3 separate regions of the Homo sapiens genome follow, and regions 1 and 3 are each linked to region 2. A link is an interaction called in ENCODE POLR2A ChIA-PET data of the cell type or tissue named here. Cell type or tissue: PC-9. All regions are shown on one strand.

What was found. Peaks named below come from ENCODE experiments on the same cell type or tissue, not always from the same donor. Only the 100,000 strongest peaks of a DNase experiment are listed, where the experiment ranks them.
Region 1: POLR2A ChIA-PET joins it to region 2 with 5 read pairs; 1 of 35 experiments calls an interaction of 5 or more read pairs at or near these places.
Region 3: POLR2A ChIA-PET joins it to region 2 with 6 read pairs; 2 of 35 experiments call an interaction of 5 or more read pairs at or near these places.

The regions. Positions count from the first base shown.
Region 1 is chr3:192,906,707-192,909,206 of GRCh38, reverse strand. All of the region lies in intron 1 of MB21D2 (Mab-21 domain containing 2), which reads left to right. Among named protein-coding and RNA genes, the nearest start is that of MB21D2, 9.9 kb to the left of the region's middle. In PC-9, no CTCF peak of the experiment used is centred here; DNase peaks (open chromatin) are centred at 1,186 and 1,976; H3K4me3 peaks cover 955 bases; H3K27ac peaks cover 2,456 bases.
Region 2 is chr3:193,795,220-193,797,719 of GRCh38, reverse strand. No RefSeq gene overlaps it. Among named protein-coding and RNA genes, the nearest start is that of LINC02038, 48 kb to the left of the region's middle. RefSeq lists an enhancer at 1,611-2,112. In PC-9, no CTCF peak of the experiment used is centred here; a DNase peak (open chromatin) is centred at 1,409.
Region 3 is chr3:194,111,396-194,113,895 of GRCh38, reverse strand. All of the region lies in intron 5 of LOC102724877, which reads right to left. Among named protein-coding and RNA genes, the nearest start is that of HES1, 24 kb to the left of the region's middle. In PC-9, no CTCF peak of the experiment used is centred here; a DNase peak (open chromatin) is centred at 1,205; H3K4me3 peaks cover 398 bases; H3K27ac peaks cover 1,125 bases.

The sequences.
Region 1 (2,500 bases), 890 kb after region 2:
TCGGCTCACTGCAAGCTCCGCCTCCCGGGTTCACACCATTCTCCTGCCTCAGCCTCCCGAGTAGCTGGGACTACAGGCGCCCGCCACCATGCTTGGCTAATTTTTTTGTATTTTTAGTAGAGACTGGGTTTCACTGTGTTGGCCAGGATGGTCTCGATCTCCCGACCTCGTGATCTGCCTGCCTTGGCCTCCCAAAGTGCTGGGATTACAGGCGTGAGCCACCGTGCCCGGCCGCATTTTGTATTTTAATACTGATTTTCTTGGAAATCCTGTGTGATGTTATCATATTCACTTAAATATGCTATTCTCTGCAGGGATCTATAGGCTTCTACAGTCTGTCGAGAGGATCCATGTCACAGAAACAATTAAATGTCCCAGGTTCTACAGATGACCTTCTGACACCTTATGTCCGCTTTATTTTTTTCTCCCAGCTCAAATGCCACTTGACTCATGAAGCCTTCCTATATGTCTTTGAGAAGAAGAAAATTTGGCCCGGCGTGGTGGCTCATGCCTGTAATCCCAGCACTTTGGGAGGCCGAGGAGGGCGGATCACGAGGTCAGGAGATCGAGACCATCCTGGCCAACACGGTGAAACCTCGTCTCTACTAAAAAAAAAATACGAAACATTAGCTGGGCGTGGTGGTGGGCGTCTGTCATCCCAGCTGCTGTAGTCTCAGCTACTTGGGAGGCTGAGGCAGGAGAATGGCGTGAACCCAGGAGGCGGAGCTTGCAGTGAGCCTAGATCGCGTCACTGTACTCCAGCCTGGGCGACAGAGGGAGACTCTGTCTCAAAAAAAAAAAAAAAAAGAAGAAAATTTACCTTTCCTGTGTTTCCTCCTAATACCTGGTCCCTTTTGTGGCCCTTAGCCTGTTCTTTCCCATGCTTTAAAGAATACCTGGCTTATTTATCTTTGCAGCACCCAGGGGGTCATGCACATAGTAGGTGCTCACTAAGTGTGATGTGACTTGAGTCACTCTTTAAAAGAGCTCTTCCCAGTGAAGCTTTTTATTGCAGTCTCTGAGAAATTAGCACTTTCTAACCTTGTCTCTTTATGATTTTTAAAAATCCATTGAGTTATACTTTATCATTTTCTGGAGTCCAGAAAATTTTGATCTTATCTCCTTATGTGGCAGAGGGATGTAGGGCAAGTTTTTCTACATTCCTTAAGACCTATCCTAGGGCAATATAAGAAATGTCCATAGTGATTGCTGTAGCTTGTTGACTGGGAACAGCAAACTGCAACTCATGACTCATAGGGATGTTCCCTTCCTTGTGGACCCCGGTGTTTCTTCACAGGCATGTGAGGGTACTTCCGGACCTCTGGCATGCCCATACTCAGGGCTTTTCAGAATGCACAGTGGGCACACGTTATCTTTCTCATTATGGCGTTTAGTGTGCTTATCAGTCATCCTCCAAGTGCCTCCACTTGGATGGTTAATCTGGAACGCAAGTCGTAGGAATTCTTTATTATTAGAAACTACTGTTATTTGCGATCAATACTAATTTATCTTTGCACAATGCTTTATAGATGACAATAAATATTCACATTTGGTATGGTATTATCCTTAGGTCAGGCCTTTGAGAAAGGTTGTATAGGAAGTATTAATCCCCATTTCTAGATGGGAGTACTGAGACTCTGGGAGGTGATGTGACTGATTCGTAGGTCACAGAATCGGTTGGAGATCAAGACTCCACCCAGCTATTGGGTGTCTTCTGCCGCAGTCAGTATATCACCTGCAAAGAGCTTGTAGACTTTTCTACTCTTAGCCATCTTTCTTGGGTTGAGGGGGTTGATTCTATAGTCGCAGACAAGGGAGGGATGCGAGGTTTCATTCCCCTTTGGACTTCTCTGCTCTTCACCTGAGCCAAGGGTATATAGGGGGTGAATCTGACTGAGAGTGGAATGAGTAAATACAAGCCCTATAGACATTCATTCCCTAGGTCTGATTTTTAGGCCTTGCCCAACTCATCCTTAGGGCTTGTGACAGTGTTTACAATAGACCTGGGTAAGTACTTGCCAGCTGAGTGATCTCTTTTAAGAACTGTTCATAATTATGCCCTTCTGTGAGGCCCTGTTTCCAGGAAACAGCTATCTGTTTTTCATCCACTTAAGTGCCTTTTCATGAATTCACTCTACAGAAGATAAAGAGATAACTAGGGATAGTGCTGCTATGAATAAAGCTGACATGGGGAACTGTTCAATTTGTTTATATTTTATATTTTTTCCTTAACGCAAGAAGACTTGTGAGTTAAGTCAGTAGTGGGAGTTGGTATAAGTCTTGTTTAGGCTTTCGTCTCTTCCAACTAGTATTTGAATATCTACAGTGTGTGTAGAATGGTGTTAAGCATTCATTCATTCATAACTTCATTCAACATATGTTGGCATGCCTGCCATGTGCTAGTGTAATTACTGGTGCAATTACTATGTAAGTGCACAGAGTAGTGAATAAGAACCAAGACCACTACCTCCATAGATCTTCTGTTCTCTGGAGGATTTAA
Region 2 (2,500 bases):
CTACTGGAGGGGTTTTTTTTTTTTTTTTTTTGAGACAGATTCTCGATCTGTCGCCAGGCTGATCTCGGCTCACTGCAACCTCCACCTCCCAGGTTCATGTAATTCCCCTACCTCAGCCTCCCAAGTAGCTGGGACTACAGGTGCACACCACCATGCCCGGCTAATTTTTTTTTTTTCCCCTGGGACCCATCCTCATAGTTTCTAACTCGGTAGATCTGGGGTGGGGCTGTGGACTTCACATTTCCAGCAAGTTCCCAGGTGATGTTCATGCTGCTGGTCTGGGATCCTGCTTTAAGAACCACTGGTTTACTTCATCACTTAATGTGAAATCTCTCTTTTATCCATCTCCTCTCCATTCTTGCTGCTACTGGTATAGTGCAGGCCCTCACAGATTTCTCAACTTTTAGGACTTGGAGAGACTTTAAACATAAGAATTTTTCACAGAAGTAAAATAGGCTCAAAATCATACATCCAGACAGTGGGAGCTAGGATTCAACTTCAGGTCCTTCAGACCCCTGGTGGGCAGCAGAGTGGCTCACCCCTGCATGCTGGGTAGGAGGCCCTGATGCTTGGAGAAGGACAGGCCACTGAGCAAGTCAGCAGAGCATCAGGGACTAGGACCCAGCTTTCTTCTTGTTGCTGTTTTGAGACCAAGTCTCAATCTGTCACCCAGACTGGAGTTCAGTGGCATGATCTCAGCTCACTGCAACCTCCACCTCCCAAGTTCAAGCGATTCTTGTCCCTCAGCCTCCTGAGTAGCTGGGACTACAGGCATGCACCACCATACCTGGCTAATTTATTTTTTTCTTTGAGACGAAGTCTCACGTTGTCACCCAGGCTAGAGTGCAGTAGCATGATCTTGACTCACTACAACTTCCGCCTCCTGGGTTTAAGTGATTCTCCTGCCTCAGCCTCCTGTGTAGCTTGGATTACAGGTGCCCACCACCATGCCTGGCTAATTTTTGTATTTTTAGTAGAGACAGCATTTCACCATGTTGGCCAGGCTGGTCTCGAACTCCTGATCTCAGGTGATCCACCCACCTTGGCCCCCAAAGTGCTGGGACCCAGCTTTCTTAATTACTATTGCTTCTCTTCTTCCCATATTCATCCAGCTACTTTAATGAACACCTACTAGGGGCCAAGCATGAGATCATCCTTCATTCTGTCAAAATATACTTGAGAGTCACTACTGTACCACACAGTCATTTGTCCTGTTCTCACGAGTTCACAGTCTAATAGGAGAACTGGACATTAATCAAATAACTGCACACAAAATTAAAGTTAAAGCATCTTTAGGGCTATAAAGAAGATGCACATGAAGCTCTAGTTGCACGTAAGTGGAAAATTTAATGTAGACAGAGGGGTGGAGGACATTTTTCCCAGGAGAATGACAAGCAGTTTGATACTTAAAGGATGAGTCAGCAACAGCCAGGTGAAGAGGGGAAGAACGGGATTTGCTGGCGGGAGTCGAATGTACAAAGGCCCTACGAGAGGAGGGACCCCGTGAGTATGGGGGGATGGAAGAAGAGCAGCGTGGCTGGAGTAAAGAGGGTCAGGGTCAGCCGGGCGGGGTGGCTCATGCCTGTAATCCCAGCATTTTGGGAGGCCGAGGTGGGTGGATCACTTGAGGTGAGGAGTTCAAGACCAGCCTGGCTAACATGGTGAAACCCCGTGTCTACTAAAAGTACAAAGTTAGTCAGGCCTGGTGGTGGGCACCTGTAATCCCAGCTACTCGGGAGGCTGAGGCAGGAGAATTGCTCGAACCTGGGAGGCGGAGGTTGCTGTGAGCCCAGATTGTGCCACTGCACTCCAGCCTGGGCGGAAGAGGGAGACTCCATCTCAAAAAAAAAAAAAAAAAAAAGAGGGGGTCAGGGTCCAGGTGGCAGGGAGACACCAGGTTGTGCAGGGCTTCACAGTCCACTTTAAGATGTTTTAACTTTAAGAACAATAGAAGCCACTGTGGGGAGACGTGGCATAAAAATCAGATTTGCTTTCGTGGAAGATCCAGGAGGCTGCCATGTGGAAGAGGCAGGAGTGGACACAGGTGGGCAGTGAGGGGGCTGTAGTGATGAGAGACGGTGACTCAGCCTCAAATGGCAGTGGGAGACACGAAGAAGCAGACAGAGTCAGGGACCATGAGGACACCATCATCTCCAGGGCTTCGTGAAGGGTTAGTTCCAAGCAGAGAGGGCAGTGCTGTGGCTGACATCTGGGCTTCTGGAGCATGTGTGTCATGGAAGGAGACCAATATTTTCTTATTCAAAGCATATTGTATCCACAGTTTTGCCGCGAGCATTTTCTACCTCATTAAATACTTGTTGAGATGTGATGGTTAGAACGTTAGTCGTTGCTGGGAAGAACTCACTTTCCAACTTCTCTACCAGATTCTGTGTAGTGAGGACTACTTACTACTTGGTGTGAGGACCGTGTGTTTGGCCATCTTCCCACACCCGGAGCCCCTCCTCCCGTGCCTTTCCCTGTGCCTTGCTTGCTGTCGGTG
Region 3 (2,500 bases), 320 kb before region 2:
TTTTAGTAAAGACGAGTTTTCTCTATGCTGGCCAGGTTGTTCTCGAACTCTCGACCTGAGATGATCCACCCACCTCGGCCTCCCAAAGTGCTGGGATTACAGGCCTGAGCCACCGTGCCTGGCCCATTCTTGGTCTTTTAAGCCACCAAATTTACGGTACTTTGTTATGGCAGCCCCCCCGGGAAACTAATAGATCACTCCACCTCCAATATTATGCTTAAAAACAAAATCTAAAGGTTGGGTGCAGTGCCTCACACCTGTAATCCCAGCACTTTGGGAGGCCGAGGTGAGCGGATTGCTTGAGCTCAGGAGTTGGAGATCAGCATGAGCAACACGGCGAAACCCTGTCTCTATGAAAAATACAAAAAATTAGCCAGGTGTACCGGTGCACACTTACAGTCCCGGCTACTTGGGGGGCTGAGGCAGGAGGATCGCTTGAGCCTGGGAGGTCGAGGCTGCAGTGAGCTGAGATGGCACCACTGCACTCCAGCCTGGATGACAAGGTGAGACTCTGTTTCTAAATAAATAAATACGTAAAAAAAAAAAAAAAAAAACCTACAACCCCCGTTTCCTTTAACTTCTATGAAATGTTCAAAGGAAAGTAGGCTTGGCTTGAACTTACATTTTTGAAATGTTAACTACAGTCTTTCATTAAAATATTTCATGTTCTTAAAGCTGTGAAATCTTTGCACATGGGGTCCTATGTGTGGTATATATTGGGTAGTAAAATAAACAAGTTAATAAATAATCTCCCTCCTCAACAAACAGAAAAAAAGTTCCCCCAATTCCCTTCTTTCCCAGTCTTTTGAAAAGTAAATTTGCTGTGAACTGGCTGCTTCATTCATCTGAGTTTGACCACGTGTTCAGTCTGAGGGTGTTTCACTTTCCTCTCTAGGAGCAGGGCATGATTGGATTAAATGGGATGCAGAATCATTTTTCACCTCTGCAGAAATGATCCCACTTGCCCCTGAATATCTTTCTTGCATTTTCTTTCATCTACCCATCTTCCTAGAGACAGGTTTCCAGTTCTGGCTTCTCCTCCGGTGCCCTTAATCAAACCCACAGTTTGGCAGACGAAGCACAGCCCCTCCTTCTCCATCCCCATGGAGATCCAGGAATTTGTAGGAGTCGCCTCATTTCTGGTTATTCAATAACCGGCAGGGCATCGAATGTCAGGGCTAAGAAAACAAACCTGCCTACCTGTTGGACTGAATGACCTCATAGCCTGAGCTGTTCTCATGGTGTTGGCTTGCACTGTCTGTCAGCGACTCTTTCATCACAAGCCCGACTGACATCATACTGTTCTAAACACCTAACCTGATCATTGTCACTGTGCTTACAACACAGCCAAAGACAGCAGTTAAGGCTCTGATTAAGCCTGGGGGCAGTCTTGCATGAGGAAGTAAGGGGTCTTTTTTTTTTTTTTTTTTCCCAGCCTTAAGAATGGAGGATGTGAATGGGGAAGGAATGAAGGGGCTTATTGTGTTTTAATTCCAAATTTGTCCTTAACCTCCCTACCTGGATTTCCAGCCCAAGGCTTCACTCAGTACTCGGTGGAGAAGAGCAAACCATCTGCCCACATCTGACCTGGCTGACCAGGGCTTTCCTGCAGGGGAGGGAAGATTCTAGCACCATTCCACTTGTGGATGTCTCTGATTGGAAAATGATCTTCTCTGAGCTTTAGTGAATAACCTGAGGGCCTCCATTAGATTGTATTTGTGGGCCACTTTTCATCACTGGATTCCCAGGCAATGACTGTGAAAGATTCCCACAAAACAATAGAATGGATGCAAAATAATCCTATTATTTATTTATTTATTCATTTTTCAGACAGAGTTTTGCTCTTGTTGCCCAGGCTGGAGTGCAGTGGTGTGATCTCAGCTCACTGCAACCTCCGCCTTGTGGGTCCAAGCAATTCTCCTGCCTCAGCCTCCCAAGTAGCTGGGATTACAGGCGCCGGCCACCAAGCCTGCCAAATTTTTGTATTTTAAGTAGAGACAGGGTTTCACCATGTTGGCAAGGCTGGTCTTGAACTCCTGACTTCAGGTGATCCACCTGCCTCAGCCTCCCAAAGTGCTGGGATTACAGGCGTGAGCCACCGCGCCAGGCCTGGAAAATGATCTTGAAAGCAAGTCATAGCTTCCTCAAGTTAGAGTTGGAAGGATTAGGGAGATACTAAAAGGGAAGTTAATTATTCTATGTGATATAAATTCATTCATTTGCTCACTCATTCATTCACCTATTCATTCATGAAATCAATATTTTCTGAATGCCTGCCGTAGGCCATGTACTGTGTGATGCACTCAGGAAACAAAGACAAAGTCACAGGTCAGTGACATTCATGTGACTTGTATCCAGGAAGAAGCCTGTCCAGATGGCCGAGAGGGCCATGAGGAAGAAGAAAGCTCAAGGAGTGGCTGGGGAAGCAGGGAGGAGAGTTTTGGCCTAAGACTAGAATATTGATTTTCAAAGCATAGGCCCTCGGCACTGGACATCACAG